Linked DNA regions of Homo sapiens: region 2 is linked to region 1. Evidence: read pairs that join two places in POLR2A ChIA-PET (ENCODE). Cell type or tissue: OCI-LY7. All regions are shown on one strand.

What was found. ChIA-PET counts read pairs that join two places held together with the same protein. Peaks named below come from ENCODE experiments on the same cell type or tissue, not always from the same donor. Only the 100,000 strongest peaks of a DNase experiment are listed, where the experiment ranks them.
Region 2: POLR2A ChIA-PET joins it to region 1 with 6 read pairs; 3 of 35 experiments call an interaction of 5 or more read pairs at or near these places.

What each region holds. Positions count from the first base shown.
Region 1 is chr18:9,238,358-9,243,357 of GRCh38, reverse strand. All of the region lies in intron 8 of ANKRD12 (ankyrin repeat domain 12), which reads right to left. Among named protein-coding and RNA genes, the nearest start is that of TWSG1-DT, 94 kb to the left of the region's middle. In OCI-LY7, no CTCF peak of the experiment used is centred here; a DNase peak (open chromatin) is centred at 187; H3K4me3 peaks cover 467 bases; H3K27ac peaks cover 1,358 bases.
Region 2 is chr18:9,188,068-9,193,067 of GRCh38, reverse strand. All of the region lies in intron 2 of ANKRD12 (ankyrin repeat domain 12), which reads right to left. Among named protein-coding and RNA genes, the nearest start is that of ANKRD12, 54 kb to the right of the region's middle. In OCI-LY7, no CTCF peak of the experiment used is centred here; no DNase peak of the experiment used is centred here.

The DNA.
Region 1 (5,000 bases):
TGAGAGGCTTGTTAGTAGTGATCTCAGCTGAGGCTGGTTCCCTGAACCAGCTGACTCTGAATTTCAGAGATTCTCTGGGGCATCATTGGGAGGAACATTTCACATCTGCAGCAGGACTCTATGTCTCCTATTGAGTGGCTCCTTTGTTACACAAACAGCCCACTAACTAAAACTAATGTATTCAAGAATTATGTACATGTAACTGTTATTTATGTTGCCTAAACAAGTAACAGAAAAATGCACCTGCACTTTGGGAAACAAGTCTTTACAGCTTTCACATCCCCAAACTGATTGAGCAAGGTAGTTTAGAAACAGGAAAATAAAATATGAGGTAATTTTACAGAGTCTCTTCTAAATTTCCATTTCTAAATTTCAATTTTCTAAAGCAAAGGTTATGAATTTTAATTCTACTTTACAAAAGAAGTCATACACATCTGTTCAGAGGTAAGTATGCCAGATAAGAACTTATTTTCATTGTATTACTATAGTATTACATATTGGTAAGAGATTACAGTTAAGACTTTAAGTGTGAGATGGGAAGGAAGAGAATATAATCAATAGCTGAAAATATCTTAAGTCTAAAAGCAAAATCTACATACAAAATAAAATCAAGTACCACATCACTCTGTACTCCCCTCAATCATACGTCTTTCTACTAAATTATCAGTAAAACAGAATTTGATTCTATAATCAATCAAGAATTTTTCCTCTGAAAATAAGACTTGTATCACTACAAAAATTTTGATGTCGCTAAAGGAAACTGACAAAATTACCCAGTCTCGGCTATTCCATCATAAATATATACATTACATGGAGGTCCTTTTAACCCATGGCTAGATAAAACATTTTTCTGCAGACAGGATGAGATAGCTAAAGCTGAACTCATTTTTTTTTGTATGCATATATAATATTTTTAAGCCAAAGGTCATTTTTTGGTGTTCTGCCCAAATGTACCCTTTATGGAGAGTTTTAGTCTTAAATATTCAGCAACATCTCACTACTATAATTATGTGACAGACTCACTTTAAGTTGCTAGGCACTGGTAGAAATTCAGTTTCTAAGGAAAACACATCAAGTTAATATTTTAAACAAAAAACCTATTAGCTTTGGTATTTGCAATAAATAACTACATTTTTTGGGCAAATACATTTGAAATTTGTCTACATTTATATGAACTTCAAAGAAAGATACTTAATAGTCTTGTGTACCCTAAAGTTTAAAGACTTACATTAATTTGCAGCCATCCAGAAAACACTGCAGCTGCAAGCAGAATTTGCCATTTATTTTTCTGATATGTGTGTGTGTGTGTATATATATACATATGTGCAAGTCAAAGATATTTTGACTTATAGACACTGCTAAAAGTGATTTCTTACAGTGTATGTTAATTTAGGTATTCGCAATTTCTTTCCTTTTTTCCTCTAGGTAACATTGACATGTATTTTTCTTTTGAAAAAAAAAAAAAACTACCTGGAATTTAAAACTCTTGGGCTTTGGAGCTAGGCTGATATAATTAATTTACATCTGTATGTGTTCTGTTTGCTTAAGACAGAGGTAGAAGCAAGTTGGTGATATATACATTTAAAAAGTTTAAAAAACTAAGATTCAGAAATCTGTGTGTAAAGCACACCACATACGTTAGAAAGCAGAGGAGGAAAACTAAAGCATGCAAAACACTTGAAGTGTTCATTAAAGAATACCTCATTGCCTACCATGCTGTATGCTCAGCCCTCTGCACATAACAGATACCTAAGTGCCTATTTAATTTTTCTAAGCACTCACATCACAGGGATATGTGACAAAGGTGCTGAACACCAAACTTGATGCTTGCTGCTATTCAACAACCTCAGAAATAGGCTTAATCAAGGAGGTAGCTAATAGTCCTGCTTAAATAAAACAAGGTTCTTGGTTTACTAATGGATTGCAATTTTTTTGTACGAGACTTGAACTATTATCTAATAAATACACTGGAAGCTACTAAGACGTCATTTAAAAAGGACAAAAATAAAATACTATTTACATTTTAACTACATGTTAAATGAAAAATCTTTTATTATAGGTATACTCATATGCAAACTACTCTATAAAATGCTCTATCAAGTCTAGATTCCCGATCATCAAATTTGTTGATATATATATTTGGACATACTAAAAACACCCGATGTAACCTCTTCTTGTAGTCTTTATGCTTCTAGGTTAAAAAAATTTACTTTAAAACTTCCTAAGCTAATGCTTCTCCCTACTTATGGTGAACTGTTAACATCACATAATCCATTTGATAAAAAATTCTGGTACATTTTGACTTAAATAATTTTTTTTGGATCTCTTATTAACTATTAGAACTCCATTGTAAGTAAGTACCAACAGTTGTATTTTCATAGTTCCTGAAATATAAAACTGAGGAAATAAGTTGTACAAATTATGACAATATATTTATAATAGTACAATTTACTGTTATAACACTGAGAAAAGTAGGCTTCAAAGTCCTGGTCATTTTGTTTATTTTATGACACAGAAACGCACTCAGTAAACCAGTGGGTAACAACATACTACTGTAATTTCAAGTCTCCTAATCTGTCTTCAGTGAGCTCTAGAAGTAGCTTGCCTATTTATTAATGGAGCATTTTTCTTGATTAAGTTGAAGTATGCAAGTGAGGAGCATTTATAGGAGCCACTTAATAAAGCCAGTTTACTGACAAGGTAAGGTAGAAAATGGTGAATAGCTCTTTTGACAATGACTGGCATTTTAAACTTTGCTCATTAGACATTCTAAGTAATAAAACCAGTGTCTGGCAAAGTTGTTAACAAAACCTCTACTTTGGCAATTAATGAGTGTCAGTAAGTATGCGGGAGGGGTGTTATGTGACAAGTTACCCACTTCTCCATTTCCACGATTATGGTTTATGAGCAAGATCTGGTTTTCTGAATATGACTGAGTTCTCGCACCGTAGCAAGAAGCAATCATTTGAAGCAAACACTATTGCTGGACAGAATTTCTATAGAGGAAGGTAACATGGACTTAGACTAATGGAAAAAGGCAGAAGTTAGGGGAAAAAAGACTAAAGAATTATGCAAATTTAAAAGTGCCAAACATTTATACACAAATAAGCTGTATTAATCAGGACATGTATTCCTGCAACAATATCATAAATGTCTGATACACATGACATAAAACTGCTACTCAAAGTGTGGTCCATAAAGACAGGCAAACCTGCAAATTGTTTATTACTAAACCATCATAAAATAAAGAGCTGGTACCAAACATGGAAATCAATTACATCACAAAGCACACTACTTATTTTAGTGGACATTTTTTTCCATAATATTTTTTCCTTTCTGATTAAGGAAGCAATGTACTGACAGACATTCTGGCACAAGCTCCTTATCTTGAGGGCTGGTAACAAACAGTTAATGGAAAGGCTACTCTGAGTAGCACTGGCATAAAGCACAATGACTAATGAATAAACCACATTTAGAATGCTACGTACATGATACCCTCTTAGTTACTCCAAATTTATTAAGTTCTGAAATTAATAATCTTGGTTATTCTTTAACTTTCAACACTTAAAGTGTATCTGTCACATAGATGATGTGCTATATTATTAGATAATGCTATCTGGCTTCATATATACAAACATCTATGGGCAGTTACATGATTATATATTAGTATGTTCTGAATTTAGATTGGATGAAGTTTGGTACAGTTAAATCTAACAAGGACCTCATGTAAATTAAGTAATAAATTTTGGGTATTTTCATCAGTCTTTTTCAGCAACTCCAAAATCTTTATATGATACTTACTGATGATTTTTGTATCATTCCTTGAGGGACTTTGACCAAGCAATAATTCAGGCACATTCACCATGTGGAAAATAAATATTCTGAAAAATCAATACATAGCTGATGAACACATGAAACAATCAAGATCAGTGAAAATCAAAAAGGTTCTAGAAGGTGTGTTCTGCACTAATTAAACATGTAAGTTGAAATAAAATACCTCCCTTCTTCCGTGGGAAAATTTGTTGCAGCACTTCTTTCTAAAAGCAAGTTTATAACAAAGCTGCTTTTCATAGCTACAATTTTCAGAAGCGACAGCAATTAAAAGAATTAGTAGCGATTTTTGAGATTTCTTAATATCCAGAGGGCAGCCAAATATGTAATATTTAGAATAGCATAACAGTTAACATATCATATAAACAATTTTTACCTTTAAAATCTTATTTTCTTTCCTTTGAGACAGGGTCTCACTCTGTTGTCCAGGTTGGAGTACAGTGGTGCAAACACAGCTCATGGCAGCCTCGACCTCCCAGGCTCAAGTGAACCTCCTACCTCAGCCCCATCCCGAATAGCTGGGACTCCTGGTGCGTGCCACCATGCCCTGCTAATTTTTGTATTTTCTGTAAAGATGGGGTTTCACCATGTTGCCTGGGATGGTCTTGAACTCCTGGACTCAGGTGATTCACCCGTCTCGGCCTCCCAAAGTGCTGGGATTACAGGCGTGAGCCACTGCACCCAGCCTTAAAATATTACTCTCTTTCTCACCGAAGTTAATGCAATTTCAGCTATTATGATCTTTATTCCAGTTTAGACTGGACAAAAACGTTCAAAGGACTCTCAGTTTAGCTGGAAGATGGACTTACAAAAATTTTGAAAGCTGAAATTGACAGGAGTCAATTATGTTTTATGTTTTCTCCATTTTCTTAATCAGCTGTATCCTCAGTACCTAAGCAATGCCTAACCTATAATGAGTGCTCAAAAACAGCTGTTGAATAATTGAAAGAAGGAAAAGGAAGAAGAGGAGTTTAGATGACTCTCGAGTGTATGACTTATATGTGCAGATGAATGATGTTACACTAATTAAGATAGAACACGAAGAGGAGTGTAATGGTGGGGGTATGCTGATTTTTGAGATTTTGCTGAGGAAATCCAGGTGGAAATATTCAGAGAACAGCCAAATATGTAAGTTTGAAGCTTAAGAGAAATGTCTGAGATAGATGTAT
Region 2 (5,000 bases), 50 kb after region 1:
ATGGATTACTAAAAACTAGCTCATGACAGGATGACAGGAAGGGAAAACCAGAACAGACCAATTACCACAGAAAACAGTAAATCAGGCTGGGTGCAGTGGCTAAAATCTGTAATCCCAATGCTCTGGGAGGCTGAGGCGGATGGATCACTTGAGGACAGGAGTTTGAAACCATCCTGGGCAACGTGGTGAGACCTCATCGCCATAAAAAATTTTTAAAAACTAGCTGGGCGCAATGGCACACACCTGTAGTCCCAGCTACTCGGGAGGCTGAGGCAGAAGGCTGCAGTGACCTATAATCATGCCACTGCATTCCAGGCTGGGTGACAGAGCAGAGCAAGACCCTGTCTCTAAAAAAAAAGGAGGAAAAAAAAAGATAAATCCATAGTGAAATGTATGTTTAAAAAGGCACCTACTCCACAAGATTTTACAATAGAGTTTTAACCAAAAAAACAAAAATTCAAGAAGCAGGTATTTCCCATGTCTTATAAATACCAGAGCACAGAAAGATTAGAAGTTACCCAATTCATTTTAGAAGTCTAAAATGAAATTGATACCAAAAAACAGCACAAGATACAAAATTATAGACAAAAATCCACTTATGAACTTAAATGCAAAAGTCCTAAACAGACTATCAAGCCAAATTCAATTCTTAGAATATATTATAATCAAGCAGGGCTCATCTAGAGAATGCAAGGACAGTTCACTGATAGAAAACCTCTTAATTCATTGTATCAAAAGATTAAAGAAAACCCTATGATGGCAAGAACAAAGTGACAAGAATAACATCTACATTCATTCTTGATCAATTTCCAAGCTTTCAACTAACATCCTCGAGCTATTTTTTCACTTCTGCCAATGGAGCTTCAAAAACAAGGTGTTTTGCTTATAAGGTTACTTAAAATGTAGGTTTTATTATATGGTGAGACCAACAAATCAGGATATTACTGCTATGGAAAAGATTGTTACTCACAGTTCCAAGGGGTGGGGAGCATGCCATGCCACATCATGCCACTCCAGACCACACAGGGAAGTACCAGGGTGGTTGGTCAAGAGGTAAAAGAAGAAAGGTGAAATGTGAGCAAGAGCCTTTACTGTAGTTTCTACAGGAAAAAAAGTGTGAAGCAGGGTAAGCAGGCTTGGGATTGGCTACCTTGAATAATTTCAGTGGGTTCTGGGGTATGGGAGCTGTTTCTCTAATTGGTGCCTGGTTCTGGGGTGATTAGGACAGATGGCCAGTGGCCCAGAGTGTGAGAGCCCAACAAAGTTGGGGGTTTGGATGTGGGGTCTAGATAGGTCGGTCTGAGAGTGAAAGATTTGCTCACAGTGAGTTTATTATCTCTAGGAACTGGCTAGCCCTGGAAGATACAGTCTCTCAATGCTCAGCAAGGCCTCAGAAGTCAAAGCAACAGAAATACAGAAAACAAAAAGGCACAGCTAATACACAGGTTAACCAACAAAACTCCAGTAACTTGCCTCAGAAAATGAATCATTGTTACGAATAAAAGATTTAAGAATCATTTAAAAATCCCTTCTCCCTTGCAGCTACATAAGATACAGGTCTGTGCCACAAAATGAGTTAAAAAAAAAACCTATGTGATATTAAGTTGAAAGAAAACAGCAAAAGAGTATATGGAATATGTTCTCCTGTGCAATACGGTGATGTGTAACTATCATAACTGCTAACTACTTGTTATGTCATCTATAAAACTGTCCTTCAAGGCGTATTTGAACAAAGGGTTTCTTTTCTTTCAAAAGAAATGTTTTTGATAGACTTGAAATTTCTGTATTACCAAAGAGTAGAAATACTCTATCAAATTCACGAGAGGCTCATTAGCACATCCTAGGCCCATAACTCTGTTAGGTTTATTATCTTAAAATATTTCTAGAGTCTTTTTCATTTAACATTATTTTCCCAATAACTGGCAACAGCCATCACACGTAATAATGAAAGCATCAATGGTAAGAATGATCTTCTATTAATTCTGCTATTAAACAATGTATTGATAGCCTTTGTCATCTCAGTAAGATAGAAAAAATGGTAAAAGAAGTATCCAGAAAACAAGAATATATATACACACGTGCAAATATATAAACAGAAAACTCGGGAACAATATCAAGGCATACCTTGGAGATATGGCAGATTCAGTTCCAGACCACCACGATAAAGCAATTATAATGACAAAACAAGTCACACAAATTTTTTGGTTTCCCAGTACAAAAATCATGTTTACACTATGATGTAGTCTAGTAAGTGTGCAATACTATCATGTCTAAAATACATATATACCTACTTTAATTTTAAAGTACTAAATATACTAAAATATGCTAAAGATTGCATGGGCCATCGGTGAGTTGTAATCTCTTTGCTGGTGGAGGGTCTTGCCTTAGGTTGATGGCTGTTTGCTGATCAGGACAATTTTTGATGGTTGGGGTGGCTATTACAATTTCTTAAGACAACAATGAAGTTTGCCATGTGAATTGACTTTCTCTCACAAGAGATCTCTCTGGAGCATGCAATGCTGTTGATAGCACTTACCCACAGAACTTCTTTTCAAATTGGAGTCAATCTTATTTAACTCTGCTGCTGTTTTATCAACGAAGTTTATGTAATATACTAAATTATTTGCTGTCATTTCAACAATGTTTCTAGCATCTTCACCAAGAGTAGATTCCATCTCAAGAAATACTTTATTTGCTCATCCATAAGAAAGATGAGCTATTTTTCTCTTCTGCCAATGAAATGGAGCTTCAAACCAAGTGTTTTGCTTATAAGGTTGTTTTAAAAGTAGGTTTCAAGTTTGATCATGAGATTTCAGCAATTCAGTCACATCTTCAGGCTCCACTTGATTCTCATTCTCTTGCGTTTTCCAATCCCATCTACAGTTAGTTCCTCCACTAAAGTCTTGACCCTCTCAGTCATCCATGAGTGTTAGAATCAACTTTTCCAAACTCTGGTTAATATTGGTATTTTGACTTCCTCTCATGAATCACAAATGTTTTTAATGGCATCTAAAATGGTGAATCCTTTCAAGATGGTTTTCAATTTTTTTGCCCAAATCCATCAGAGGAATCACTCTCTATGGCAGCTACAGCCTTACAAAGCATACTTCTTTAATAAGACTTGTTTAAAAAGTTAAAATTATTCCTTGACCTATGGGCTGCAGAATGGACTGCATGTCAGCAGCCATGAAAACAACATTATTCTCTTTGTATGTCTCTGTCAGAGCTCTTGGGTGACAGCTCACTGACATGTTGTCAATGAGCAGTAATATTTTGAAAATAATCCTTTTTTCTTAGTAAGTCTCAACAGTAGGCTTAATCTATTCAGGAAACCATGCTGTGAACAGATGTGCTGTCATTAGGCACTGTTTTTCCATTGATAAGGTACAGGCAGAGTAAATTTCACGTAATTCTTATGGGTCTTGGCGTTTTTGCAATGGAAAAAGAGCACTGGCTTTAACTTAATAGTTGTCAGCTGCATTTGTCCCTAACAAGACAGTGAGCCTGTCCTCTGAAGCTTTGAAGCCAGGGATTGACTTCTCCTCTCTAGCTTTCAAAGTCCTACATGGTATCTTTTTCCAATAGAAGGCTATTTCATCTATACTGAAATCTGTAGTTTAGTGTAGCCATCTTCATCAAAGATCATAGCTAGATCTTCTGGATAACTTGCTGTAGCTTCCACATTAGCACTTGGTGCTTCACCTTGCACTTTTATGTTATGGAGACAGCTTCTTTCCTTAAACCTCATGAACCAACTTATGCTAGCTTCAGACTTTTCTTCTGCAGCTTCCAAACCTCTCTCAGCCTTCACAGAATTGAGGAGAGGGCCTTGATCTGGATTGAACTTTGGTTTAAGGGGATGTTGTAGCTGGTTTGATCTTCTATCCAGACCACTCCAAACTTCCTCCATATCAGCAATAAGACTGTTTTGCTTTCTTATGGTGTGTTCACTTTAACAGCACTTTTAGTGTTCTTCAAGAACTTTTCCTTGGCATTCCTCTCTTGGTTAACTGGCACAAGAGGCCTAGCTTTTGACCTCTCTCAGCCTTTGACATACCTTCCTCACTAAGCTTAATCATTTAGAGCTTTTGACTTAAAATGAGAGACATTCCACTCTTCACTTGAATACTTAGAGACCACTGAAACACAACAATTTCAAAATTGTTGTTTTAGGAAATAGGAAGGCCCAAGGAGGGGCGGAGTTGGGAGAGAAGCCAGTAAGTGGAGCAGTAGAACACATACAACATTAAGCTTGCCATCTTTTCTGCATACAGTGTGGTGCCCACAAAACAACTACAACAGTAACAAAGATCACTAATCATCATCATGATAATGAAAAAGTTGGAAATATGAAAATTATCAAGATGTGACATAGAGACAAGTGAGTACATGCTGTTGGAAAAATGTTGCCAATGAACTTGCTCAACACAGGGTTGCCACTAACCTTCAATTTGTAAAAAGCACAATTATCTGCAAAGCACAATAAAGTGAAGTGCAATAAAATGAGGTATGCCTGTAAACCAAAATGTTAATAGCTATCTGTAGGTGGTGCCATTACAGCTGTGTTGGGACATAATTCTCCATGTCTCTCTTGCATTTTTGCACATGTTGCGAGCAGACACACTAATTTCCTTTGTCCTGGACTATCTTTTCATGGGTATTTGTATGATAAACAGCCTCGAAAGACAGAGGTAGTGTCTCCCTCTAAAGCTAAGGACATACCTGTTTGCTGTCCAGTGTAATAATGTCTCCTTCTAGGGAAAAGTTCAGGCAGACTTACTGCCCATCATAAAAGATTTGGGGTTCCTACCCTGTAATACAACCCACTGCATATGCAGTTGTCATCTGCCCATCACTGCATCCCCCTTGTGAGAAGCGAGGCTCAGGGAACAGGCACAAACAATGATACTCTGGCTACTGCTATTGCTGAATAGCAAATATTCCTTCATCACTGACCTAGGAATTGTGTCTTCTGCCAGCATCCATGAAGCTAATTAGCT